Linked DNA regions of Homo sapiens: all the other regions are linked to region 1. The links are chromatin loops, found by intact Hi-C in ENCODE. Cell type or tissue: CD4-positive, alpha-beta T cell. All regions are shown on one strand.

What was found. Hi-C counts contacts between places; a loop is a spot of excess contacts. Peaks named below come from ENCODE experiments on the same cell type or tissue, not always from the same donor. Only the 100,000 strongest peaks of a DNase experiment are listed, where the experiment ranks them.
Region 2: a loop joins it to region 1, with 2.2 times the contacts of the local background. A loop is called at or near these places in 5 of 110 quality-filtered maps.
Region 3: a loop joins it to region 1, with 7 times the contacts of the local background. A loop is called at or near these places in 25 of 110 quality-filtered maps.
Region 4: a loop joins it to region 1, with 3 times the contacts of the local background. A loop is called at or near these places in 17 of 110 quality-filtered maps.
Region 5: a loop joins it to region 1, with 5 times the contacts of the local background. A loop is called at or near these places in 7 of 110 quality-filtered maps.
Region 6: a loop joins it to region 1, with 15 times the contacts of the local background. A loop is called at or near these places in 9 of 110 quality-filtered maps.
Region 7: it touches region 1 in a loop (4-fold over the local background); 6 of 110 quality-filtered maps call a loop at or near these places.

The regions. Positions count from the first base shown.
Region 1 is chr2:239,265,346-239,269,345 of GRCh38, forward strand. All of the region lies in intron 2 of HDAC4 (histone deacetylase 4), which reads right to left. Among named protein-coding and RNA genes, the nearest start is that of MIR4269, 38 kb to the right of the region's middle. RefSeq lists an enhancer at 1,899-1,948. In CD4-positive, alpha-beta T cell, CTCF peaks have their summits at 200, 419 and 2,298; DNase peaks (open chromatin) are centred at 6, 1,616 and 2,246; H3K4me3 peaks cover 2,611 bases; H3K27ac peaks cover 2,222 bases.
Region 2 is chr2:239,620,915-239,624,914 of GRCh38, forward strand. No RefSeq gene overlaps it. Among named protein-coding and RNA genes, the nearest start is that of LINC02991, 45 kb to the left of the region's middle. In CD4-positive, alpha-beta T cell, no CTCF peak of the experiment used is centred here; a DNase peak (open chromatin) is centred at 2,467; H3K4me3 peaks cover 420 bases; H3K27ac peaks cover 1,525 bases.
Region 3 is chr2:239,379,250-239,383,249 of GRCh38, forward strand. The region is part of intron 1 of HDAC4 (histone deacetylase 4); the gene reads right to left. Among named protein-coding and RNA genes, the nearest start is that of HDAC4, 20 kb to the right of the region's middle. In CD4-positive, alpha-beta T cell, no CTCF peak of the experiment used is centred here; DNase peaks (open chromatin) are centred at 1,862 and 2,622; H3K4me3 peaks cover 1,253 bases; H3K27ac peaks cover 1,254 bases.
Region 4 is chr2:239,325,347-239,329,346 of GRCh38, forward strand. All of the region lies in intron 2 of HDAC4 (histone deacetylase 4), which reads right to left. Among named protein-coding and RNA genes, the nearest start is that of MIR4269, 22 kb to the left of the region's middle. In CD4-positive, alpha-beta T cell, no CTCF peak of the experiment used is centred here; a DNase peak (open chromatin) is centred at 1,725; H3K27ac peaks cover 1,608 bases.
Region 5 is chr2:239,367,781-239,371,780 of GRCh38, forward strand. The region is part of intron 1 of HDAC4 (histone deacetylase 4); the gene reads right to left. Among named protein-coding and RNA genes, the nearest start is that of MIR2467, 18 kb to the left of the region's middle. RefSeq lists enhancers at 1,819-2,138, 2,159-2,318. In CD4-positive, alpha-beta T cell, no CTCF peak of the experiment used is centred here; DNase peaks (open chromatin) are centred at 1,482, 1,991 and 2,242; H3K4me3 peaks cover 1,088 bases; H3K27ac peaks cover 2,595 bases.
Region 6 is chr2:239,880,674-239,884,673 of GRCh38, forward strand. No RefSeq gene overlaps it. Among named protein-coding and RNA genes, the nearest start is that of MIR4786, 60 kb to the right of the region's middle. In CD4-positive, alpha-beta T cell, CTCF peaks have their summits at 1,818 (motif pointing left) and 2,031; a DNase peak (open chromatin) is centred at 1,778.
Region 7 is chr2:239,033,599-239,037,598 of GRCh38, forward strand. No RefSeq gene overlaps it. Among named protein-coding and RNA genes, the nearest start is that of MIR4440, 33 kb to the right of the region's middle. RefSeq lists an enhancer at 2,281-2,900. In CD4-positive, alpha-beta T cell, CTCF peaks have their summits at 1,903 (motif pointing right) and 2,105; a DNase peak (open chromatin) is centred at 1,873; H3K27me3 peaks cover 825 bases.

The DNA of each region.
Region 1 (4,000 bases):
AGGAAGTCAATCTTAGCCCAGCAATGGGTGTGGTTTCAAAATAAATCACTCCTCCAGAGAAGCCAAGGCCTCCCACTCAGAAACAGCACTTCCAAAATCAAAGAAAAACCCCACTGTTAGTGGCCTCCCAGCACCACCCCTCTGTGCTTTCTGGGCACTGCATGTGGGACAGGTGAAGAGCCCTCCTGGGGGGAGGTGCGGTGGGGCGGGAACCCAGGCCCTCCCTTTGCCCCTGACTCTCCTGCTCCGCAGAGCCTTGAGGCACAAAGGACAGAGCAGGAACACGAGGTGATGCCAATGCTCACCAGGCCACAGCGCCGGCACCAACACAGGCACCCCACAAAGACACAGCCACCAGGCTGGGTGCAGGCTCAAGGTCAGCCAGCTCTGCAGGATCCCAAACAACAGTGTCAGAGACACCAGGCTTCTTGGAACTTCCAAACACCATTTTAAGGTTATGCATGAGCTCAAGCATTCTGCTAGGTCCTGGGGGTGAATGGGAATGCGGGAACCATGCCATGGGCTGGCTGGTGCTGAGTGGGCAGTGCCCCGATCAGGCTGGAGTACTGACCTCCTGGGCCTGGTGGGATGAGGTGAGGCCAAAGCGAGCTGCCTGTCCATCCTCATACACCAACCGTATGGCAGGAGCGTGGCCTGCCTTGCCCAGCTCCCCCTCTAAGGACAGGGAGGGGGACACAGAGCCCCTAAGCCTGCGCAGAGGCTGCTGTGGCATCCAGAGGGGCTGCCAGCCAGTGAAGGCTGCTGAGACCAGAGGTGAACCATAAGGCCAAGGGGCCAGGCCAGCCGGAGCCCACCACACTGCCATAGCCCCTCGCCGGCATCCCAGCACAGTGCCCGAGGCAGGGAGCCCACACTCCAGGCAGGCCTACTTCCTGTAGCAGAGCCGCTAGGTGGGAAACGTGCCCCTGATTCTCCATAGGCCGGGACCCTGGTCCCAGGAGCCCACACTGAGATTCTGACTGTCCTCAATGCCCTGCACTGCAAGCCACTGGCTTGGCCTGCCCAGCCCTCCATGACCTCCGCACAGCCATCCTGCCTGCAGCACAGATTCACAGCCCACCTGCCCAGGGGGGCCTGGCCCTGTGCTGGCCATGCTACCCCCACCTATTCCAGAGGTGCCTCCGGGGCTGCTGAGGACAAATGAGGCTAACAATTACATACCAGCTGTCCCGAGGCAAGAGTCCACGATTTCATGACACACACCTTTGCTCCCTCTGGGAAATTATAAGCCACTGGCCAAGAAATCATCATGGCTTCCACACACCCAAAGGCAAGCGCTGCAGCTCACAGCTCACATCCCACCCTCTCTCCCTCTGTCTCCACATTCTACATCTGCCTCTTGGGACCCTCCCAATGTCACCATTTCCAGGTAGCCCAAAGGGGACTGTGAGCTTGTAAAGTGGAAGAGGCTCTTCCTTCACTTAGCCAGCACTGACGGTGTCTACAAGGCACCCGCTTGGCCTCTATAGCTCCTGGGACTCCTGCTCCACCCCACACCCAGGTGCTGTGGCCTTCCCCAGGGGACACCAGGTCATTAGTTTCGTCTCCCCCAGCCCTAACCACTGGAGGTCCCCTAAGCCACAGGGGACAAGGCAGGGCTACTGGTAATCTCTCAGGACACCACCCTGGGCATCCTGGGCACAGTGGCTGTGCACAGCTGGTGCTCACAGCTGTGCAGAGGGAGAGTAAGTGCCCACATGGTCTCCGCGGCAGCTGTACACTGCATGGGGGGTGCCGCTTGACCACCTAGCACTCCTGTGGCACTGGACACATTACTTGACCTCTGATGTTGCCATCTATGACCTGGGAGATGGTGGGACCTACCACCGTCCAGGATCTAGGGCAGTGCCCGGCCCACAGAAAGTTCCCATCCACTGCACCTATAATTACACTTCGTAAACACTAATCCGTGACCATGGACACGCATACCACACCCGTCCATATCACACCAGACAGACGGCCTCTGATACAGACCCTCCCGAGGAAGCCGATGGAGTCTGAAGAGCACCAGTGGCCAACAGTTCCCAGCGGAGCACCAGGGCCCATGGCACCACTCAGCAGTTGCCCAGGGTCCCCAGATACAACGGTGGACAGCAAGGACTCCCCAAACCCTTGAGGACGTGCTGAAGGCAGCAAAAATCTACAACTGTTCCCGGAAGGGCTTGGCACAGCTATAGAGAGTTGTACACACAAGAAACTAGCCACAAACCGGAAACGTTAAACCACAGCTCCGTGACACTTCCTCACCAGGAGGCGGAGCCCTGAGCCAAGGCAGACCTGGAGGGCTCCACAGAAGAGGCCTGTGCCAGGGGCCCTGCGCCCTTCTACACGGCAATGGGGACTCAAATCACAGGGACGAGGCCCCTCACGAAGAGCTCTGCCCTGGGGCAGGTCCTCTGCATCCCCTCGCAGGCTTCTCCCTCCGTCAAGGACAGAGACTGCTCCAGCCAGCTGGTTAGTTTCCACCCAAAGCCAGCCGCTTGCCATTGTTCCCAGCTTCTGAGTTCTTACATGGTAATTCTGCACATTCCAAACAGTCTTTCAAATACCGTCTCGTCTAAGAATGAGTGCACTTTCCTAAAAAGACAAATATCAAGCACTTAAAACACACACACCAAGCTACAGGCTATACTTGAATTCCAGGCATAAATCTGAATTTCTCTAACTGTTGTCCAAATTAGGTCAAAGAGTTACCAGAATAATCAGAAAATGTTTTGAGAGGGGTTTAAATTCACTTGGTTGTAATTTTTTTTATTTGCTCAATTCATCCCATTCTCGCTGCTGAGCTTTCTCCTTAGGAAGTTGGAATGGGTGCTGGAGGAAGTGAACTTGGTCCTCAGCAAACTGGGAATGCCAACAGCGCTGGCCACTCCCAGACTCGGGCTGGTGGCCAGGACGGTGGCCCTGGCGGGCCAGGCCCCACTGACAGCCCTAGGCAGGCCTGTCCTGGAAGGAGCAGGGCCCATTCCACACTGTGAAGAGTGACCCAAGAGATCAGAGATTAGACTTGGGTCTAGATTTTTCTCAGGATAAAGTGTGATTTTGAAAAGACGCTGAGTAAATAAGCCACATGTCAAGGATAAAGATATTCATCATGAAAGTAAACAAATTTCTCTCTGAGTTCTAACTTACCACAAAAAGGAATCAACATACTTCTTCCCTGCTGGCTTTTACCAAGCATTTCCACAGTACAATCGGTTTGGTGCTCATGACCACCTGGAGGGACAGAAGAACCTGCCCTGTGACTAGATGGCCTGCAGGCCAAGGAAGACAGGGTAATCCCAGGTGACCACCCATTTCCTGTCAGGGACACAGCCCCTCAGGAGGGCTGGACAGAGAAAAGGGAACAGGACTCCCCAGGAAACCGCAGAGATCCAGGTGTGAGAACTGAACTTCTCTTAGCCTTTTCATCAGTTGTCAACCAAGAACAGGGTCAGACAGGCAAGCTTTTGTGCAGAAGCCTACCAGGGGACCTTAGGGCACCAGGTGGATGGTGCCAGGCTCCCTACCCCCACAAAATGGAAAGAAACAAAGAAATGGCGACATAGAAGAATGGAATTGAGCTGGCTTTTAAAGAAAGACTAATCGCACTGGCAAGAAATCTCAAGGACCCATCACTTCCATAGCTGAGCTTCCAGCGGCTTGATTCTAGGAGCTACCATTGGAAACGTTCAATTAGAAGACCCTCTTACTGTGCACACTAAGACCTAATTTACCAGCAGATGGAAGCCATCCAAGCACCCCCATCATTCAGACGTACATACATTCATTATCTACATACATTCATACATCTACACAATTCACACACCCACATTCACACACCCACACACATTCACACACCCACACACATTCACACACCCACATACATTCACACATCTACACACATTCACACACCCACACATTCACACACCCACACACATTCACACACCCACACACATTCACACACCCACACACATTCACACACCCACATACATTCACA
Region 2 (4,000 bases), 360 kb after region 1:
CTTTGCATGTTTTAAAACTTCATGTAGATGGAATTACACTGAATATGTTCTTTGGATTCCTGCTCTTCAACTTTACATAATGTTCCTGAGATTCATCCATGTTAATGCATTTAGCAAGAATCAGTGCGTTTTCACCACCATGCTGCATTCTGATGTTTGAGTAAATCACAGATAACTTATTTCTTCTGCAGTTGGTGGACATCTACATTGTTCCCAAGTCTTTTGGTCTCACAAGCAACGCTGCTGACAATGTTCTTTCCCTCAAAGCTGGGAGTGGGTTTCTCCAATGCCAAAGTGTTTTTGATGCTTGATTCCCTCAAAACTGGGCTTACCCACAGGCCTACAAGCTCTGTGAGGGCAGTCCCTGATTTCTCCTGATCACTTCCACTGTATCCTCAGAGCCAGCATTATGTCCAGGCATCATCTCACTCGATTCTCAATAAATATTGTTGAGTGAATAAATGACTGTGTGGATGACACAATGAATCTCCCTGGTGATCTCATTTGCATTTTCTGTGTCACTAGCCCCAGCCCTGCTGCGCCACGTGAGCTCGGCCTGACCGTTGCTTATTGGCCATCACTGCCTGGACAGCCCCAGGCACCTAACCCTCACTTTGGCTCAACTGTGAGTGCTCATGTCTGCTTGCTTCCTCCTTAACCTCGAGCTGCATCTTTCTAACATGGGAGCTGTTCTTGGTCCTCTCTCTTACCCCCTCAAATACTTCAAATTGAACCCCAAGTTTTGGGCACTCTAGTCTTTAATATCTCAGCCTCTGTCCTAGCCAAACTCCTTTCCACCATCTCAGTCCAGTGTTAATCGACTTGGTGAGGACTGGGTTGGTGTCTGCCTGGATTTCAATCCCAGTGCTTGGCCATGCTTGCTTGGAGAGGCGGGTGCAGCCTGGGGCTGGGGGTGTGGGTGGGAGAGAGTCAGGCACTCCCACCCTCCGCATGCGGTGCTTCTCCCACGGCTTAGCTGCTGTGTGCCTTGCCACCTTCCTGTGGACCCGGGCACTCCTGCAGCCCTGGTCGGTGTGATCCTCTGATACTCGGCTCAATGCCATCCACCAGGGATACTGGCCCATCCTCAGTGGTTCCAAGCTCCCACAGCACCTGACCTCGCTCTGTCTCACTGAGTCTTCTCTATCCTTTATGAGCCAAAGTGTGTCCCCTTGAATTCATATATTGAAGTCCTAACTCCAGTACCTCAGAGTGTGATTTTCCATGGAAATTAGTTTCTATTTTTTTATTTTTTTTATTTTTCAATTTTTATATATTTAGATGGTACTAGTACAGATTTCTTACATATACCACATATGGTATGGTGAAGTCTGGGCTGTTAGTGTATTTCTCACCTGACTAGTGAACACTGTCCCAAGTAGGTAATTTTTCAACTCTTACCCCGCTTCCGCCCTTAGAAAGAAGATTTTCATTTATGTATTTATTCTTCTATGCACTCAACTCCAAAGAGATTTTTTAAAAAAAAACAATTTCAACTTTCATTTTAGATTCAGGGGGTTCACGTGCAGGTTTATTACGTGGGCATATTGCGTGATGCTGAGGTTTGGAGTATGAAAGGCCCCGTCACCCAGGTAGTGAGTGTAGTATCCTGCAGGTGGTTATTCAGCCCTTGCCCCTCTAGTAGTTCCCAGTGACTATTGTTCCCATCTTTATGTCCACGTGTACCCAACGCTTAGTTCCCACTCGTAAGTGAGAACATGCGGTTTTTGCCCTACTGTTAATTCACTTAGGAAAATGGCCTCCAGCTGCATCCATGTTGCTGCAAAGGGCATGATTTTATTCTTTTTTATGACTAAGTAGTATTCCATGGTGTATATGGACCACATTTTCTTTATCCAATCCACTTCTGGTAGGCACCTAGGTTGGTTCATGTCTTTGCTATAATTATTTGTAGTGCTGCTGTGAACATACAGTACATATGTCCTTTTGGTAGAAAGGTTTGTTTTTCTTTCTTTTTTTTTTTTTTTGAGACAGAGTCTCTCTCTGTCACCCAGGCTGGAGTGCAGTGGCGCTATCTCGGCTCAATGCAACCTCCGCCTCCTAGGCTCAAGCTATTCTCCTGCCTCAGCCTCCCAAGTAGCTGGGATTACAGGTACCCACCAACATGCCCGGCTAATTTTTGTATTTTTTGTATAGACAGAGTTTCATCATGTTGGCCAGGCTGGGCTTGAGCTCCTGACCTTAAGAGATCCACCAGCCTCGGCCTCCCAAAGTGCTGGGATTACAGGCCTGAGCCACTGCGCCCGGCCAAATGATTTGTTTATATACCCAGTGGTGGCTAGGTCGAATGGTAGTTTTATTTTAAATTCTTTGAGAAATCTCCGAACTGCTTTCCGCAGTGGCTGAGCTAATTTACGTTCCCACGAACGGTGCAGAAGCATTTCCTTTTCTCTGCAGCCTTGCCTGCTTCTGTTATTTTTTGACTTTTTAATGGTAGCTGTTCTGACTGGTGTGAGATGGTATCTTGCTGTGGTTTTGTTTTGCATTTCTCTGATGATTGATGACGTTGATTATTTCTTCATGTTTGTGGGTCACCTGCACATCTTCTTTGGAGAAGTGTCTGTTTGTGACCTTTGCCCATGTTTTAATTGCCTATGTTTTTTGTTTATGGAATTGTTTAAGTTCCTTATAAATTCTGGATATTGGACCTTTGTCAGATGCATAGTTTGCAGTATTTTCTTTTATTCTGCAGGCTGTCTGTTTACTCTGCTGGCAATTCCCTTTGCTGTGCAAAACCTCCTGAGTTTAATTGTCCCAGTTGTTAATTTTTGTTTTTGTTGCAATTGCTTTTGGGAACTTAGTCATGAAATCTTTGCCAAAGATGATGTTGAAAAGGGTTTTTTCTAGATTTTCTTCTAGAATTATGATAGTTTGAGTGGTCTTACATTTAAATTTTTAATCTCTCAAGTTAATTTTTGTATATGATGAGAGGTAGAGACCCACTTTTATTCTTCTGCACGTGGCTAGACAGTTGTATTCAATGAATGACATGTTTCAAGTGCTGCTGGATTTTGCTAGTATTTTGTTGAGGATTTTTGTGTCTATTCATCTGGGATATTGGCCTGTAGTTTTCTTTTTTCATTGTGTCTTTGCCAGGTTTTGGTACTAGGGTGAGACTGGCTTCACAGGATGAGTTAGGGAGGAGTCCCTTGTCCTCGATTTTTTGGAATGGTTTCAGTAGAATTGGTACCAGCTCAGCTGGGCATGGTGGTGTATATCTGTAATCCCAGCACTTTGAGAGGTTGAGGCTTGCAGATTTCTTGAGCCAAAGAGTTCAAGACCAGCCTGGGCAACATGGCAAAAACTCATCTCTACAAAAAATACAAAAATTAGCCAGGTATAGTGGGGCACTCCTGTAGTCCCAGCTGCTTGGGAGGTGGGAAGATTGCTTGAGCCTGGGAGGCGGAGGTTGCAGCAAGCAGAGATTGTGGCCCTGCACTCCAGCCTGGGCAACAGAGTGAGACTCTGCCTCCCGAACAAACAAACAAACAAACAACTCAACAAAACAAAACAGAATTGGTACCAGCTCTTCTTCATAAATCTGAATTCAGCTGTGAGTCCATGTAGCCCAGGGCTTTTTTTTTTTTTTTTTCCTCTGGTGGGTAGATTTTTTATTACTGATTTAATTTCAAAACTTGATGTTGGTCTGTTCAGGATTTCAATTTCTTCCTGATTCAATGTTGGGACCTTGTGTGTTTCCAGGAATTTATGCATTTCCTTTGTATTTCTGGTTTGTGTGCATAGATCTACTCATAACTGCCTCTGAAGTTCTTTTGTATTTCTGTGGGATCAGTTGTAATGTCACCTTTGTCATTTCTAGTTGTATTTGTTTGGATCTTTTCCTTCTTTTTCTTGTTAATCTAACCAGCATTCTATTGATCTTGTTTATCCTTTCAAATAACCAACTCTTGGTTTTGTTGATTATTTGTATTGATTTTTAGGTCTCACTTTTGTTCAGTTCTGCTCTGATTTTAGTTAT
Region 3 (4,000 bases), 110 kb after region 1:
GTGACCAACCCAGGAAGGTGGGTCCCTGCAAGTGCTGGCTCCCGCGCAGGTGGGCGAGCCCCGGGGAGACGCACCAGGCCGGTGCCAGGAGAAAGCAGAGCGTGTGATGATGCTGGGCATGCTGGCAGTCACTGACAGACACCAAGACTCACCCCGTCTACCCGTTGTGGAGCCACTGCCCTCTTCTGCCTGTCACCCTCCAGTCCCTCAAGCACAGCCCCAGCCCAGCCCCATCAAGGTCTGCTCCTTCTTACCCAAGGAGGTCCAAGCTCCCAGGAGGGGTCTGGCAGGTCCCCTCGGCCTGAGCTGGCCCAGTGCCCGCCCTGCTCTCAGGGCACCGGCTCCTGGCAGGGCCTCCCTAGCGCTCCCCACAGCCCCCACCTTGGTGGCCCAGTCATCTTACCCTATCTTCAGAGCCAGCCTGGGCACCATTCCCCTGGCAGCCCCAAGGAGCCCCAGGGTGGGGTAAGCGCCCTTTCTCCAAGCCCCCCATCGGCTGCCGGGGCCCCTTGCTCATCCTCTCCACTGGGAAGGCCAGAGAGCAGCCCCTGCCCCACCACGGGGTCACACTCACCACAGGGTCACAGGAAACAAAGGACAGAAGAACACCAAGCCAGGCTCAGCACCTGCACGCAGACACTGACAGTGGGATAGGGAGACAGTGGAATGCTCCGGACCTGGCTGCGGGGTGACTCGGGGGGAAGCGGATGCAGACTGCAGGCTCCATCTGGCCCGTGGTGGAGTGTGGCCAGCCTGCCATCCAGCCGGGGGCGCCAAGACTCCACTGGGCTGGGAGGGCGTGCACGAAAAAGGGGATGAGACCTGGGGTCGGGGGCGCGGCGTGGGCCCATGGGTGCCAGAGCCAAGAGGGCCCTCATGAGGCTCGATTCATTCAGAGAAAGAAAACAGCACAATCAGTTCTGGAGATCTGGACCAGAGGAATAAGAAGAAATCCCACTGCGGAATGCGCGAGCTCTGCAATGGCCCGCGTCTTTGGGTAAATCGAGGATGGGCATATGCACACACACGTCCGTGCACACATTTAACTTCTTATATAATTCATGTATTTAATGTACATTTACATTAAATTATACATATGTTATAAATACACATTTACTATGTATTCTATATTGATAATATAGACATATTTTATCTATGTGTAGCTATAGTTATTGTATGTATAAACATTTGTTTTTTCCCATCTTTCTCTCTATAGTTAGCAAACATTTGAGTTCACCACGGGCCTGACAGTAACCTTGTGTTTCAGAAGAACCACCTGCCTTTAAAAACTCTAATTGAATAGCTATTTAATGGGTGTATGTTAATAGCTTCAGTTTTGCAAGATGAAAAAATTCTAGAAATTGGGTGCACAACCACGTGAATATAATTAACACTGCTGAACTGTACACTAACAAATGGTTACAATGGTTAATTTTGTTAGGTGTTTCTTACCACAATTGAAAATTTTTTTTATATTTAAAAGCCGGAAACACACACACAATCAAATAAATTGCCCAAACTGCTTGTTCACATGGATTCTTTCCCGCTTTGTCCCCAACTTCAGAGGCATTGCTGCTGCCTACCGATCTCCACTCGGCCTTCACGTCCCATCTCAGAAAACGAGGGATGCCCGGTTTAAACGTTCCCGTACACAGCGCACACTTCCTGTGGATCGAGGTCACCCCTCAGCAGCGCCTCCCGGATGCAAGGAGCAAACACGGGTTCACGTCCTGATAGCTGAGAAAATGACTGGCAGTGACTGAAACAACAGCATCCCACACACAACACACACATCAGGATGTTTAAAGTATATTTATGGTGACTGAGCTGTCACCTGAACACGTGACGTACACGCGATGCTCTGAGGAAGGAAACCGTCTAGGAACCAAGAGTCACGGAGCTGCCTCCCGCGACCGCCTTCCTCAATCACTACAATGAAAACACGCAGTGAGCTGAGCTGCAGTGAAGACAAATGACTCTCAGTGCTTCGTTTTAGCATATTCTAAAAATGCAATTTACAATTCAGCAATATCCTTTCTTTTTATGTAGTCACTACAACACAAACATGCCTCTTTGTTATCTCGAACTACATCTGCATGCAAAACACGCTCTGGCTGGGAAAATGTAAGTTCTGGGGAATCGAAACCCATTTTTCAAATCTGAAAGAGATGGAGAAATGAAAAGAAACGAAAAGGAGAGGAGAAAGGTACATTTTATTCACATGCAAAAAAATGTAAATGAAAGCTGGTTTCATTTCCTCACCCCCAAGCTGGTAAATGATGTATGTAACTTGTCCCAAGAGTTTTCAAAATTACTATTTAAGTTCTATGACTGTACAGTGGAACAAAATCCATACTGGGCAAATGCGGTGCCATTTACTTCTAATGCTAAATAAATGCTCATGTTCTGGACTTAATGACAAGAGAGCTTCTCACCCTAGGTACCAATGACATTTGCGACGGACAATTCATTGTCCCATGTGCTGTAGAATGTTCAGTGGCAACCCTGGCTTCAAACTACTACAGGCCAGTACCACGCCCCCAGATGTGACAACCAAAACTGTCTCCAGACACTGACAAATGTCCCCTGGGGGAGGAGGGTGCAAAACCTCCTAGGCGAGAGATCCCCTAAAATAGACTCAAGCCAGAGTGACTGAAGTCACCGCCCCCCAGTTCCACGTCACACACACACACTCCATCAGCTGAGACTGCTCACTGGGCTTTGGAAGCCAGGGCAACACAGTCCCAGTTGCTCAGGCCCCCAAAGCCAACAGTGATACAGATCACATACGGCTCCCTAGGGCCAAGGGCTCTGCTTCCCCAAGGGCTGGGATCTCCATATTCCTCAGCACAATCAGCGACAGCACAGACTCACACCAGCAGGAGCTGCCTTCCCAAGTTAGTCAGGACCTGCACCCACGTAACAGATTAAAATTAGGCACGCTAATTGTTAAACTGTCGCTGCAGAAGCTGGGAATACCATTTTTTTAAATGAATAGAATTAATGGATTCTTTATTTGCGTGCATTGGTGATACTCAGCCTGTCTTTTATTATCAAAGCAATCATAAAACGTCGCTTCTGCCACATATGCAAATTAAATCATTAGTATTTTTCCCAATTACAGCAACTGCTTATTTGTATTGCTGATCTATTCTACCAATTTAGTTCCTCTAATATTAATGATACTGGAAATGCTTTAATAAAACTCTCAGGCAATACAAGATACACATTTTCTACTTTGTGCCTTTCTGATCATGTAATGGGTAGGACCACCCAGAGTGACCCAGATGGGCCACGTCTCAGAGACTGAACCCCGGAGCCACAGTGCTCTGCCCTCTACATGGGCCCCCAAACAGGGCTTCCCTGACTCCTCCCCACAAAGGGGAGAAACAGCCCAGGGGTCCTGTGGGTGGGGCCAGGCCAGGAAAAGCCAGCCCACCGTGATGGGAGCTTTCTTTAACAGCTTACACTTTCTTTTTCTTTTTTTTTTTTTAGACGCAGTTTGGTTCTTGTTGCCCAGGCTGGAGTGCAATGTTGCGGTCCCGGCTCACTGCAACCTCAGCCATCCAGGTTCAAGCAATTCTCTTGCCTCAGCCTCCTGAGTAGCTGGAGTTACAGGCATGAGCCACCACGACTGGCTAACTTTTTTGTATTTTTTTTAGTAGAGATGGGGTTTCACCATGTTGACCAGGCTGGTCGTGAACTCCTGACCTCAGGTGATCCACCCACCTCGGCCTCCCAAAGTACTGGGATTACAGGCGTGAGCAACAGCTTACACTTTCTAACAACTCAAGTGAAGTGTTCATTTCACTGTGTAACTGCCCACGTTACAGGCATGGTTGGCTTAATACCCAGTGTTCTCCAACACGGTCTCACAGTCCAGTTCACGGATCTCACCCCGCTCACCCAAAGGCTCCCCTTGTCGAGGAAGATGTGCTTGTTTCCCGTGGCCACCCCTGACCCTGGCTCCAGCCCACAGGGGGAATCCTCCACCATGATG
Region 4 (4,000 bases), 60 kb after region 1:
ATGAAGTACCCCTACAACACAACAACAAAAAAACAAACAACCCAATTCAAATATGGGCAAAAGACGTGAAGAGACATTTATCCAAAGAAAATATGCCAACGGCCAATAGGTACATGAAAAGATGTTCAACATCACTAATTATTAGGCAAATACAAATCACAACCACAATAAGATACCATTCACACTCACTAGGATGACTATTATTTCAAAATTGGAAAATAAAAAATATTGGTGCGGATGTGAAGAAATTGGAACCCTCATACGTGGTGGGCAGGAACATAAAATGGTGCAGTGTTGTGGAAAACACTTTGGTGGTTTCTAAAAACTTAAACACAGGGCTGGGCGTGGTGGCTCACGCCTGTAATCCCAGCACTTTGGGAGGCCGAGACGGGTGGATCACCTGTGGTCAGGAGTTCGAGACCAGCCTGGTCAACATGGCAAAACCCCATCTCTACTAAAAATACAAAAATTAACCGGGCGTGGTGGCGGGTGTCTGTAGTCCCAGCTACTCGGGAGGCTGAAGCACGAGAGTCACTTGAACCCCGGGGGACAGAGGCTGCAGGAAGCCGAGATTGTACCACTGTACTCCAGGCTGGGCAACAGAGTGGGATGAAAAAAAAATAATAATAAATTAAGCACAAAATTATCATAGGATTCAACAATTCTGCTCCAAGGTATATACCCAAAAGATGTGAAAGCAGGGACTCAGAGACGTGTGTACACATATGTTCACAGCAGCATTAGTCACAATGGCCAAAAAGTTAAGACGGCCCAAAGGTCCACCAAGAGATGGAATAAATAAGATGTGATGTATGCACACAATGGACTGCTCATCCTTAAAAGTTTTAGGAACCAAATTCTGACCATGCCACAATACGAGTGAACCCTGACACATTATGCCAAGTGAAAGAAGCCACGCACAAAAGGACAAATACAAGTCCATTCACAGAAGGGCCCTAGAGGAGTCAGATTCGCTGAGAAAGCAGAATGGTGAATGGTGGGTGCCGCAGCCAGAGGGAGGGAAACAGGATTGTTTACTAGGTATGGAGTTTCTGTTCGGGAAGATGAAAACGTTCTGGGAATGGATGGTGGTGATGGTTGCCCAACAATGGGAAAATATTTACTGCCACTGAACTGTGCGCTTCAAAATGCTTAGAATTATAAATTTATGTTATGTATATTTTACCACAATAAAAAAGCATGATGAACAAAGAAATTAATATACATGTTGGTAGACAGAAACAACACCCAAGTGTTATTTCAAGAATTAAAAAGAAATATGTTATTTATTAAAAGAATCAGGGATTGCTTTATTAACTGATATGAAATAATCTTCAAGACAGAATAAATGGCAAAGCAAGGAGTTGGAAGAAAACAACAGATGGCAGTATGTTTTAAACTCTCTATGATTTGCTAGATACTTCTGGGGCCATGGGCATCCCAGCGAGCCAGCAGCTGGCTGCTTCTCTGGTCCGAGACCCCCACATCCACCGCACCTGAGGCCTCTCTGAATGCTGATGGGAGCCTGTGGGGCAGTTCACATGCCACCCCCAAGCACACAGAGGTCACCCCTGTCATACTGCTAAAGAGAAGTGCACAACAGGCCCAGGGGTACGACCTTCCCAGGCCATGAGTGCAGGCATGAGAGGCACAGTCTGAACGAGACCACATCACTCACTGGCGGTGCACCTGTTTCTGGAAAAAAACCCTGACTAGGATGATTCACCAACTGCCTTCGCTGAACAAATGTTTCAGAATCTGAGAAGCAGAGCCCCAAGGAAGCCACAAGAGCCTGGGGTCAGAAGGCGGCAGCCTCGCCTGGCTCTGCTGGCAGCTGGGTTTCCTGGGGCACCTGGCTTTGCCCTGGGAGCCTAGCCGTACCCACCTGGGAGGGAGGGTGTGCCTTTCCCACGGGGTGGCCCAGGGCTCGGCTGAGCCAATGGCATGAATAAGGCAAGCCGGGGCCCGATGAACGTTCCTCCCCTTCCCCAGGGGTTGGGAGGCACCCCCATGCAGCTCAGAAACTGGGGCCCAGGTCCCCTGCCCTCAGAACCTGCTCTGCAGAGCCCAGGTGTCCAGCGAGTGAAACTCAGCTGTTCTGCCCCTCAGCTACAATACGGAAGTCTTTTCTCAATTTTACACACAAAGTTAATTATCGTAGACAGCCTGGACTTTTTTTCATTCATGAAACTCCCTTAAATTTGGTTCATACCACAGTTTATGTGCATAGGCAGAAAACAAGTCGAAACTGCAATCTTGAAATCAGACGCTAGCCCCCAGCCAGCCAGCCCAGACTTGGCCCGGGACTGCCCTTCTGCCTACAGGGCTTTCCCAGAGAGACTGCCTGGCTCACAGGATGGGACTCAGAACCAGGGCCTGACAGCCTCCCCAAAGCGTGCCTGTGCCCTGCAGGCCCTCGGAAACCCAGAGCAAGCCTAGAGACACCCTGGCCAAATTCATGGGCATGGCCAAGCCCTGCCTGGTTCCTGGCCCACACTGCTCCCTGCAAGCTAACATCCAGCAGAGGCCCCTGGACAGTCTCTGGACAGTCTTCCTTCCCATGCTCTCCCCGCATACACACCATCCAGGGGCCTGGGGTGGCTGCCATTTCTTCTGAATGTCTGTACAGGCCCATGCCTGGCCCTGTCCACAAGGCCCCTCACTGCACATCCCTCCACATCTGCCAGTGACTGGTCCCCGCCCTGAGCAATGTAAGCTGGATGACACGCTGAAAGCCACACATTCCCACCATCCACCTATAGCAGGGGCTCAATCAATACTTGCCAAATGCCTGAATCAGCCCTGAAATGACTGGAGGCCCAAGTTCTTTCTTCTAGCCACCCTGGAGGAGCCCTGGCGCTGGCCCAAGTGTGCTCCCCGGTAACCCAGGACTGTGGGGAACCCAGCTCCCAGGCTTCTGGCCTCTTCACGGGTACCCCAGATGAAAAATGTTCTACAAAAACAAGGGCAGGATGAATGTAGTCCGGGACCTCCTGACGATCTCAAACGCTGCTGAAAAGGCCTTAAGATGAGGTTTGCTGTGAGCAACAGGAAGCATTCTGTAAGGCATTCTGTCCTTGAGATCTGGACAGTGAGGTACTTGCTGTCCAGCCCCTGAGTTTCCCAGACCTGAATGTAACACTGTGCAAGCCTCACACACAGGGATCTTTCTTAACCCCTACAGAATGCCCACTGGAAGGAGGCAAATACTCCCAACGAGGAAAACATCCTATCCATGAGAGTGGGGAGCTGGTGGGGGAGGAAAAAGAAACACCAAACATTTCAGGAAATAAATCACATCTGTGCCCGGCATCCTCCCCCAGCGAGCACAGCACACATCCGAACTGCCAGGCTCGGCACCTCTGAGAAAAGGACTTTGTCGGGTGCAGCCATACGCCTGACCTCTCGGGCGCCCGCTGGCCCTCTTTATCTCCAGCAGCCCAGCCCGGAGCTCAGAGGGCAGGCCAGCCCTGGCCAAGAGTCAGGAGCGGTGGAGCTGGGCTTGGTGTTTATGTCTGATCCAGACAACTGGGGGTTTATGACGATTTACTGACGCAAGAGCTCCCCGAAGCAGCATGCCAGAAATTAATCAAGGGAGGAGGAATTCTTTTTAAGAAACCACTTGGCTGCTGCGAACCTGCCTGAAAGGCTGGGAGTGTAAGCTGAGCTCCTTCCTCCAGGCCCAGGCCACCAGGCAGCAGCAGCACACCCAGGACCCACAGGCAGAGCCCAGGGCCAACTCCTGGCCCCAGATGGAGGCAGGCGGCATGGAAGGTCCTGCAATGCCAACCCCCCACATCCCCCCCAGTGCAGCTACCTCCCCACCAGCCGATCCTGGGCTAGCCCACTCCCAGAAGGACTCAGAAGGGGTCCACGGGGACCCCACCAGCTGTGCAGACCCCAAAGGCGGGTCCTCCTATTGGAATGACAGGAACCCTCCATTATCTGCTAGTAAAATTCCTTTCTCAGGAGTTGAGTTTTATGGTTTACCATCACTCAT
Region 5 (4,000 bases), 100 kb after region 1:
CTGGCCAACATGGTGAAACCCCATCTCTACTAAAAATACAAAAACTAGCCAGTCATAGTGGTGTATGTCTGTAATTCCAGCTACTCGGGAGGGAGGCTGAGGCAGTAGAATCGCTTAAACCTGGGAGGCGGAGGTGGCAGTGAGCCGAGACCACACCACTGCACTCCAGCCTGGGCGACAGAGTAAGACTCCGTCTCAAAATAAATAAATAAATAAATAAATAAATTTCATGTTTAGACTCAGGTCCCATCCCCAAGATATCTCATTATGTATACGCAAATACTTCAAAATCCAAAAACTCTGAGAGCCTGAACACTTCTGGTCCCAAGCACGTCAGAACGACAGTCAGCCTGTGCATCTCAATCATTGAAGCTAAAGCTCTTTGGAGTCCATGCTAATTTGCAGGAGTGTGAAGGGCTCCGGAGTTTGAGAACCGTGGCTCTGCAGGTGTGTTCCAACCCTCTTCCTTCGGAGACACAGGAGGGCCCTGAATGTCAGATGTGAGGGATGTGGGGCCCGCAGAGACACAGGAACTTGGCTGTGAGGAATTCAGGGACTAGCAAAGGGGGCGATGAGAAGACCCTGAAATGCACCGTCCAAAGCACAGTACCATCTTGCGTGGCTGGCGCTGCTGCATTTCACCTTTCTTCACGTGGAGGGGGTCTCATCAAGGCAGCAGAACAGCTTCTTGAAACAAACTCAAGATTGACAGGGTGCCAAGCAAGAAAAACTGGAAACTGACGTGTCCCAGCCGCCCACCCACTTCCTTCTCCATTGGGGGATAACAGGGGGGTACAAGTGAAGGGCCTCCGTCCTGAGGAGAGGGGCACAGGCTGTTTCCTCCAGACACAGACACTCCTCAGTGGTCAGGACCGTCCTCTCCATGCCTGTCTCAAGCTGCAGGTGCCTCTCCTGCCCAGGTGAGGTGGGAGACCTGGGCAGGCAGCCCTCCCTGTTCTGCAGGTGAGGTGCTTATCACTGCTGGAGTGGACCCTCCTAAGTGTTGCGTTCTTTCGGACCAAAGCAGTAAATAAAGGTGCTTTGATTCCAGGTGATAGCCCAAGTTCCTCCCCAACTCTACTCAAAACTATCGATGTCGGCATCGACAGCTGAGGCTGCCCTGCAGATGGGAACCCGCAGACAATCCTGGTACCTGCTGCTGTGATTATTCACAGCCGTCAGAGAGCCCTCACCTGGGGGGAGGTGAATGCCAACCCCACGGGTGACACACCACTCCCCTGGTGACCCCAGGGAAGCTGCAGGAAGGTGACAAAGGACCTGCACACACAGGCAGTGGACAGGCTCGCCGGCAGGGAGGAATCCTCTCTGTTTGACAAGACACAGACAGGCCCTCTCTGGTGACAGTCTCCAAGAAAGGAGGGAAGGCTTGGACAGATGCCAACAAGCGGGAAGGAAGACAGCAGCACGGCCCATTCCCCGACGGTCCCCTTTCATCTTTCCAGGTCTGAACTGCCCACAGTTCTGAGTTTTGGGTCCCAATAAATGGACGTCTGGACCAAGAGCATGTCTACGGTTGGAGCTCACACCTGCTGGTGGCAGCAAGCCGACTGCCCGGCGGGGGGTGGGCAGCCCGGGAGCCACAGGGCTCCCCAGAGACAGCCGCTTGGGCTGCAATGTCTCCAAGCTACAGTCCCGCTAACCCGGTTGGTTTCCCAAGCATGTGAGCGAAACTCAGAGGTTCGTTAAACTCCTACTTTCTAAGTTTATTTATTGTTGCAATTGTTTACAAAAAGCATTTTTATTTTAATGTAAAAAGCAAAGCTATTTCTATTTTAAAATAAATTAAAACTGCTGCAGATAATCAAGAGACGGGTCAAGCCCTGCTCTCATTTCCGCGTACACGGTGTAGCTGGGCATGAAGTACTTATAAACTCATGAAGTCAAGAAGTGTTCAACACAGCGCCTCGGAAGCCAGGTTGCTGGATGACACGGCCCATGACGTCTCAGCAGGCCTGGGCCACCTTCTCTCAAGCAGAACACACAGAATCGTAGCCACCTTTCATAGAAAACAACGGAAATGAAGAGCTTAAAGGAGCTGAGGACAGTGCAGGGTGCATGAAAGGAAGTGGCACAGATGCCTGAAGGCTTGTACTGAAAGTGGCGTCATGCCCTGATGGGAACTTCCCATTCCTCCCTGGTGGGCGGAGAGAATCATAGGACCGCCACATCCTGTCATCTCCACTTTTCTTTCTCTTAAAGAACAGATGATTGCAGCGTGGCTGGCGACACACTTCATGAGGCAGAGAAAAGCACGCCCAGATGCACGGGGCCCTGTACAGGACGGCAGGCCGTCTGCCCTGTGTCCCCGGGACTGGCAGGTCAGTGAGGGTAGCATCCCGACTTTTCCCAAGGGGCTCTGCGGGGTCAAAACAGAGTTTAAAAATGCAAAGACAACCATGCAACCCTTAGCCATGGGCCACCAACAACCGTCAGAGAGTGGTGCTAGAGGTCCAAAATGCTGCGCTGAGGGAGGCACCCCACAGCTCTGAAATGTTCCAACTCCCTCGATCCCACTGAAAGACATGGCTCGGGGCTCTCCTGTTAAAGGGTAGAGTAAAAGCAGGTATGGTTCTCGCAGGCAGGAGACAGGTGCCACACCAATCAAGATGCAGTTTTAAAGACTGCTACTTAGCAGACTTGTAAAACTGGATTTGCCCAGAGACAGACCAAACCCAGTCAGCACGGGCACTCTGGACTCCCTGCAGCGCCCCCCTGAATCCAGGCCTCCCTGCTCCCTGCCTTGCCAGCCCTGGGGCCTGTGAAGCATGTCTGGTGTTTTTCAGGAGGTCATGCACTGTATGGTTAACGGCAACAGATAGTGCAGAGCTGATCCTGCACAGCGGCCTCCGGGAGAGCAGGACTCTTGTGCTGGCCAGGCACCTGGTGGAAAGGCTGGTGCACCTGCAGCCCTGCGGCGCCTGGAGGAGCCGAGCAGAGGAGCTGGTTGAGCACCCACTGGACTTGGGCTTGAAAACCTGTCTTCACAGCTCATCCCCGCATCATGCTGGGTCTTTTCAAAATGATGATGATTACTTTAAGAACGTTCCTGGGATGAATTACAGACAGCTAAATGAGTCATAAAGGTGAAGGACCAACATGCCCCTCATCTCCTAGTTGGATAGTCGATGACAGCTGCCATCTAGGGCAATTGCTCTAACCCTCTGCCCTTTGGAGCCACTGATGTGCAGCTGCTGTCCACACCACAGGGCTTCCCACAGCCTGTCGCCCCCAGAGTCAGTCACTCCTCAGCTCCTGGCAGCCACAGGGCAGGCCCCAGCTGGGACAGGGAATCACCCAGGACAGAGTCCACCTTTGTCCAGGCAGGAACCCTGCGCCTCAGGCCACCTTGTCTGTGCAGACACCTGTTCTGGCCTGCACCACGGCCCCGTCCACTCAGGCCAGGCTCCAACAAGGAGTCCAACATATAAACACGTGTGTCACTCACACATGACCTCAAACTCACACACTCAATCACATACACACATCCTTATACACTCACACACACTCTCACATAACCACAAACTCACAATCATGAACACACTCAAACACGCACACTCAAACCCATGCGCTCATATACTAACACTTATACACTAATACAAACACAAGCATGCACTTACACAACCTCAAACTCACACATTCAATCACACTTGCACACTCACACCCAGGCACTCACACACACTAACACAAACACACAAACATGCATGCTCACACACATAACCTTAAACACACCCGATCACATTCATGCAAACATGCACTCATGCTCACAGTGTAACACACCCACAGACATTCACAAACACTCATGCTCACACATTCACACTCACAAATACACTCATATAACCTCAAACACACATACGCACGGACTCACTCACACACACACGTGTGTGGCAACAGCACAGGGGACCTGGCTCAGGCATGGCCGCACAAGCAGGATGGAGACTGGAGCCTCTGTCGGCGTGGCCCGGGCCTTTACCTGTGGTCC
Region 6 (4,000 bases), 620 kb after region 1:
GGGAGAGGGACCTTCAGGAACTCGTCACCTCTCACTGTGCCCCTCTGCTACTCACCGGTCACTCCCCAGAGCCCATCACAGTGACCCAGCACTCCTGAAATGTGAGTTCAATGCTTCAAACTTTCTGCAATACTGACTCTTCAGGCGGATGGTTCATGGTCCCTGAATTCATGATCAGTTATTAAAAATAATAAAATACTTCATCTGTAGGGTGCTTGTGGCTCCCAAAGTGTTTCCTAAGGGTGTACTACCCGAAATCAAAACAAGAAGGGCCCAAATCGTGGGCTCTAATGCTTCCCCAGTGCCCACCCCCCAGCATTCCAACCAGACACAGAAGCCACCAGAAGCATGATCTTAACAAGCAGCATGCCAGCAGGGTTCCCCTAGCTCACAGAGCCCTGCAACCCCAGAACCTGCTTGGAGACCCAGAGGGCAGCCCAGACGCCACCTCCAGCTTTCCCACCTCCATCTGGGCCGCCCTCCCAGCAATCTCGAGTCCTGGGGATCAGGGACCATCTTATTCCTCTTTGCAGGCCCAGGACCTGCCTGTGCCCAGCACAGTACATCTTTGTGGGATAAATGACAGGAGTAATGCATTCACTCTCAAAGCCTGAAGATTATCGAAACAGCCAGGGTCGGGAAGAGAAAAAGGTGAGCACGCAACGCATGGAGGGAGGGAAGCCAGGGCTGAGGGACACCTGGCGTGGACCCTGGGGAACCCGGCCTCCCTCCTGCCCACTGCCCTGCCCCACCAGGGCCTTGCACTTGAGGGTCCGGGGTCTCTCAAGCCCTGTGACCCTGTGCGGGAGCACTCTGTTCCTGTCTTCAATCTTTTTGTGTTTTTAATGCATATCTCTCTCATTCAGTCTCTTGTTTTCTTTTCCCCTAAACCCAGTGGTACAAAAACCAAGGGGGGTGAGATTGTATCTCTGTTTGTTTTGATGGATTGAACATTTTCTTTCCTTGTTCTACATTTTTCAGATTTCTGGGGATTGTTTTCCACCTCTTGATGTTATCTGGGCTCTGGCCAACAGCAACACACACTCTGCCGGTGCCTGAGGGCGGAGTGCGGAAGCAGGGGGCTCAACTTTTGGCTAAATTTAGCTTCTCTTGGGCAGATTTATCTCCATTAATCATAACCAAGCGGAGTTGCTGGAAACTGTGCTTCCCTCGATCCAGCCGCCTGCGTGAATAAGTACTTCCATCCCAGAGAGGATTTCCTGGAGCGAATGCCAATAGTCTCCCTAAACAGCCAGGCAAGCCACAGCAAACAAACAAAAACAACCAAAAACAAAAGGAGCAGCAGCAGCTGGCACAGAGGCGGGTGCTCAGCCTTGTTTTATCCGCAGGTCCCGCACCAAGCAAGTGGAGAAACACACGAGGCTCCCTCAGGCTGGATCCCTGTGTCCCAAGACAGCCAGAGAAGGGGACGGGGACACTGCCCAGCTGTGGGCACCTGCACTTGGAGGTCACCCCACCACCGCCTGGGAAAGCCTCGAAGCCTCATAGCACAGGGGTGGCCAGAGTACTCCCTGAACTGCGAGTCTGGTTAGTTCTTGGTGGTGGGCACAGGTGAGTGACATCTACCTTCCGCACTTGTCTCTGTGTGTGAGATACTTGGTTATTGGAAAAAAATGAAATCTGTGAGTCTTTGGATCCCTGTTTGGCCCAGGAACAGGCCACCCTCTTCTTTACTGAGTCAATGCTAAAGTCACTGTTGACCCAAAGCATAGGGATGAGCGGGAGACGTTTCAGACTCCAACAGGTGCTCCATCTGGTGGCGACTTCAGGAACATCTTCCAAGTCAAGGTGGCAGGTGTGCACCTGTGGGCTCCTTCTTGAAGGCCCGTCCTGCAGGCACCCATCCAGGAAGGAAGGCTGAGGAACTGCAGGGAGCTGAGGGCTGGGCATGACCACAGACCATGATGGTTTTTCTGGGTGCATCATTCAACCACTATTTCCGAGAGCCTGCCCTGGTCCAGGCACTATGTGCTGGCAATCCAAAGAGGGGCTGTGGGCTGGGGTCTGAGTGTCAGACAGCAGCTGAGTAGAAGGTTTTAATCAGCGTTTTCCAGCACGTGAACTGTAAGACTTGCAGGCAGAGAGCTTCCTGTCTCCTGAAGGATTGAAACAAGAGCTTGGGGTCAATTGGAAGAGGGTGGGAGGTGGCTCTGCTATCCTGGGAGCCCACAATATCCAGTCTGGACCACTGGGTCCTCTGAGGTCCAGGAAAGATGGCATCGAGCCAAGCTCTGTTTCTCATACTCTATGGAGGACCACTGGATGAGCAGATTGTGACAAGGGCTGGCAGGAGGCCCACTAAGTGCTGGTGGGACTGGGGGAGGTCAACTCTGCCCTCAGGCTGGGGCCTTATCTGAGGAGCAGGTGCTGCTGGTGATGCCTGGAGCCCACCAACATACCTGGTACCCGGGATCAACGTCCTCTCACCTGAGTCACTCTGAGGTGCACGTCCCTGTGCTGAGCCTCAGTATCCTCAGCTGCAGAAGGGGCAGATAGACAAGAAGAACTCTAGGGCCCTCCTCCCCAGCTCTGTGACTCCATGAGTAACACACATGTATGACAGACGCATGACAGGCCTGACACTGCTGCCCCCTCCATATGGCACACAAACCTACCTCTCGGGCATCCCAGGGCTTCCTGGCAATGCCCTTCCGTGTGCAGCCAGGAACAAAGAGGCTCAGGACCTGGGTGGGACAGAGCCCAGGGGACAAGCAGATGCTCGGTGCTCCATGGATTGTGGGGCCAGCAAGGTGTGGCAACCGACAGAGGGGCTCCTGCCACTGTGTCTGTTCCCTGATAGTCCAGTTCCTCCCTGGTCAGCAGCCCTGGATCGGGGGCATCTGAAGTAGGATGGACACCCAGTACCCGGTCACATTTACTGTCCAATTTGCCAGGGCAAGCTGTTTGCCTGGGAGTCCATCCCTGCTTTGGGAGCCTCCCCAGAGCTGGACACACAGCCCCAACCCAGGACCCCAACCCCACTGAGGGTGGCAGCCACACAGAGGACCAGGCAGGTTCACAGCAGCACATGCTGGAAGTGAGGAAAGCCCCTTGTGCAGTCATCAAAGCTAAGCAGGGAGGTCGTGCTGGCGTGAAGATGATTTTACAATAAGATCTCTAGGACGATCGCCCACCAGCTGCCCCACCAGGCCGTAAAAACCCACTCCCACTGCAATGCTAAGCAAAAGTATTTCCCCACAATAGAACAGACACCACCCTCTGCCCTGCTGGCAGTCACCAGGAGAGAGGCACTGTCCTGAGCAGGGAGAATTCAGCATGAATAGCCTGGCTTCATCATTACATAGAAAGAGGGGATTCAGGAAGGCCGTGTCCAGACTTGGGGGCCTACCACGGTGATGCCCAGTGTCAGTGCAGTGGATGCAGACAGTGTTCCAAGTGTCCAGTTCCTTCCCTCAGGCACATGGAGACTGAGTCCCTCCGCACCAGCCTCTGCAGACTATGCTGCTGGCTGCTAACCCTGGCCACGGGGCCATGGAAAGGAGAGGCACGTGTGGCTTCTGGGAGAAAGCACTGAGGAGCTGCAGCTCTCCCTCCAGCTGTCTCCTCCCACAGTGATGGGAAGAGGCTCTCCAAAGGCAGGAGCGGAGGAGCCACAGCCTGCAGTGGCCAGGCCCCCACCACGAGGAGCTTCCATGTGGGGACAGAGCCTGGGACCCTCAGCTGGACCAGCAGTAGACTGTGTGCCTGCAAATATTACACTGCATGCTAAGCTACCAAGATCTGGGGAGTGTACATTACTCCACTTGGTTATTACACATGCACCTGGCCTAGCCTGGGCTAGCTCCCAGGTTGGTGATGAGCAAAAAGAAAATAAAGGTATAAGAACAATGTTGCATTAAAGAGAGAATATCAATAGATAGAAAATTTTTTTAATAAAAGAGCCAAATGGAAATTCTGAAAAGTATAAAAACTGACATTAAAAAAGTCAGTAGAGGGCCTCAACAGTAGATTTAAACTT
Region 7 (4,000 bases), 230 kb before region 1:
AAAAAAATCTTGAGCTTAACATCTACAGAGACACATTCACAAGTTCCAGAGACTATAGAACATGGACCTATCTTTTTGGGGGGCACCCCTCAACTCACTACAGGGAGTTTAGACAATAGAACCTGCGGTTGCAGAAGAACACGTGGACACGCCCAGAACAGTAAATACCTGTTGGTTATGTTCCTGCCCCAGGCTCTTCAACACCACACAGATTGGCTGAGCATCCCTATTTGGGAGGCACCAGTGACCTAAAGTTCTGTAATTCCATTTGAAGTACTTATTAATTGAAAATGTCCTGAGCATTTTTCAGGTCTTCTAGCTCAAAAGAAGTTGCTAATGAGGTGCAAATATGCAAATGGAAATATGGCTGGGGCTGGAGGCCACCTGGCGGGTACCTACCTGGGGCTTTGGAATCAGGAGGCAGCCCTGGCACCAATGGTGGCGCTCCTACTGAAAACCAGTTGCTGAAACTTGGTCAAGTTTCTGGACCTCTAGGAGCCTCAGTTTATTCTTCCATAAAGAGTAACACCTACTTCTCCAGGCAGGCTGCTGTCAGTTTGGATGGAGTCAATATGTAAATATGTGGCATAGTTCCAGGAAATCGTAAAGCCCCAGTAAACAGCAGGTCTTACGACAATCATGAGGGTGAAACAGACGCGAAGTCCTGACCAGTGAGGCCTGCCCATCGCTCTGGGGGAACCACATCCTGATGGTTGGATCTGGTTCCCAGTGCTGTGCTTACGGTGGAACACCAGGTTGGCGGGTGCCCAGGTGTGCCAGGAGGGTGTGTGTGCAGCACGGAGGAGCTGGGGTGTTGGGGGCTGTGTGCTCATGGTGCTCAATCTCCCGGCTGTTCCTCGGTCCATGGATGGCACCTTCCCCTCTGCTGACCCCTTGATCGCTGGAGCCCCCCACTCTGGGTTTCCCCAGCCCCACACACTGCTCACCCTGCCTGGCCTCCTCTGCCGGTTCCTCTTCTCTCCAGCCTCTTTTTCTGGGGCTCGGTGTTTCTTCTCTTCTTTGTTATTTCGCTCCCTCGTTATTTTGCTCCATGTTGTGGCCATAAATGCCACCTAACTGCTGACAGGCTCAGGATTCTATTTCCAGCCAGGCTTCTATTTCTCAAGCTCTAGGCTCAACTATCCAAGGTTCTAAATAAACTAACAGAGAACTCGGCTCATCCTGTCCAAAGCCAAGGCCCTCCTGCCCTGCTCCCCACCCCCCAGCCTCCTGCCTCCTCTGCACCATCTGGCATGTCCCCAGCAACCCTTCCCTGCTCTCCCTGGCCCACCTACCTGTCACCCCCTGCCCTGCCCCTCCGTCACCCCCAACCTCCCTGCCCTACCTTCCTAGTTGGCGCATCTCCCAGCATCCTGACATACGCCATTGTATGTCTGTTCTCTGTCCCCACCATGAAAGCCCCTGGAGAGGCTGGCAGTGCCTGGCAGCCCATGTAGACAGTGAGGAGTGAAGCAGGTGTTTAGGGCCACGTGGGAGCTGCGGGTGCAGAGCAGCCATCCCGGCCCAGCACGAGGCAGGACGTCCCGGGTCCTCACCGCCCAGAAAGCAACGGGCTGCTCCATGGGGCAGTGGTGGACTGTGCCCTGGGATCCTCTGGCAGAGGAGACCGCAGAGGAGGTCCACCAAAGTGCCCTGCGCTTCCCAGGGGGGTGGGGGGAGTCTCACTTTGTCAGTTTTGTGTCTCCCCAGAATATTGGGGAATGGTTTGAGGCGCCTGGCTTCTGCAGGCCGCACCACTGTCACCTCCATCATTGGCTGGGGTCAGGGTTTGGGACCAGGGCTGGCGGGCACTGGGTGGGGTGGGGCCTCCGGATGAGGCCGCGGTTCCAGGCAGCACCACCAGGTGGCGATGGAGTCCACGAGCCTCCCCAGCGGGGCCTGGGTGTGGGAGCAGCCGGGTAGGGTGGGGTGGGGCGGGGCAGGTGGGGGTCCCCGCCAGGCGCGCCCACCCCCTAGCCTAGCAGCCCCGCTCTCCTGCGGGCTCCCCCGTGGGCCAAGTCTCCTAAACTGGGCCAGCCTGGAGTCAGGTGCGTGCAGCCCTGCCACTCTACCTCCTTGCAGCGAGGCCTGGAGGGCGTTCCACGCGTGGGCACCGCGGCCTTCGGAGGCCTCCAGAGTCGGCCTCAGTGGGCGCGTCCTCCCTCCTGCTGGAGGGGACTGGACACCGTTAATGACAGCGAAAATCGCCTGGAGTTGATGACATTAATCTCCACCAGGCCTAATGAGCAACTCAGTTCCCCAGGCCAGCTGTGGGAGGGGCCTTGGGTGGGGGCAGAGATTAGCAGAGGGGCTAGGTGCCAGTGATGCCAAAACCCCAGGGGAGGCAGCCAGGGGTTAGGGTCAGGGGTCAGGGGAGGTGGGGTCCCCAGGGGAGAGGCAGCCAGGGGTCAGGGGTCAGGGGAGGTGGGGTCCCCAGGGGAGAGGCAGCCAGGGGTCAGGAGTGAGGGTTCAGGGGAGGTGGGGTCCCCAGGGGGAGGCAGCCAGGGGTCAGGGGAGGTGGGGTCCCCAGGTGAGAGGCAGCCAGGGGTCAGGGGCTCCCAGTCACTCAGTTGTGAAACGTGCAGTGTGTGCCACGTTAAGTCTTCTTAGCTCCTTTGCCAAGCAGCCCGAACATTTCAGAGGTGCAAGAGGGCAGAGTGCCACTACCTGAATGCCCCTGCCTGGCCAGGCGTCACTGTCCCTGTGGTGATGGGTGGGATGCAGCTGGCTTTTGGCGGGAAAGAATCTCTGGACAGGGTCACGCAGGCATCCTTGGTGAATCTGCAGTCCCAGCTCCGCCTGGGCCCAGCGGGCTGGGGGAAGAGGGTTTTCCTGCTGCGACCCACAGCAGAGGCTCACAGGCACCACAGTGGGGACAGGGGAAAACAGCGCAGCCACAGGAAGGATCCAGGGACTCAGGCCAGGCTGCTCAGGAGTCTCCAACCTGCTCTTGCCCTGCCCTGCTCTGCCCCGCCCCCTCCTGCTTCCTGCCTGGTGCGTCTGGCACGCAGGCCCGGGGAGGGTGCCCAGCCCTCCTCTGGGGGGCTTTCTCCTTGGCTTCCCTCTTGCCTTTGCACTCCAAGGCCGGCAGGAGGACCCTGCCTCCTCACCCATCAGTCTCCCAGGCTGGGCTGCTGGGCACAGTCCCGACTGCAGGTTTGGCACAGGGCAGAGCGTCGTCCCTGAAGCAGCAGCACGGGGCCTTCCCAGGCTGGGTAGGGTCTATCCAAGACCCTGCACTTGTTCTTCTGTGTTGACCTTGGTAGCTCAGCCCTGACCTCGGGAGTACCCCAAACACTCTGTGAGCACCTCCTACCGCCCCAGGTAACAAGACCTGTCCCTGAACCGAGGTGCCCTGCAGGAGAGAAGGAAAAACCAATGGAGTAGCAGCAGCAGAACAGCCAGCCCCACTGAGGGCCGAGCAGGGGGCTCAGGACATCGAGGATGGGCTGAGGGCTTCAGAATCATCCCGAGACGCGGGGAGCTGACCTCCTTGGGATCAGATGAAGACCCCATGCCCTCCCCCTAGAGAACTTTGCACACACAGGCCCTCCCCCTAGAGAACTTTGCACACAGTGTTCAGGGGGTCCCAGAGCTCTGAAGCCCCCACAGACTGTTGGGGCACCCCAGATGCAGAGCCCCTGGTGTGATGGGCCGTCTGCCGGCAGGTGGAGGGTGCCCTCTGGGGTGCTCGCCTAGGCCGTGTGGGTTCTCTGTCTTTCCTGTTCGCTGCATTTGTGCTGCCCTGGCATCCGGGGTCTCACTGACTGGAGGAGGTGCCTCTCCAGGGCTGGCGGATTCCTAGGGATAGAAAATAATTCCCTCGGAGCATGTGCGTGGTGTGTGTGCAAGCCATCCAGACCCCCAGCCACCCCTCTCTCCCACTCTCCCGTGGTGCGTGTGCAAAGCCATCCAGACCCCCAGCCGCCTCCTCTCTCCGACTCTCCCTTCAGGACCTAATCACCCCCTGTCCTAATCAGCCCGGGCCAGGCTCTGACAA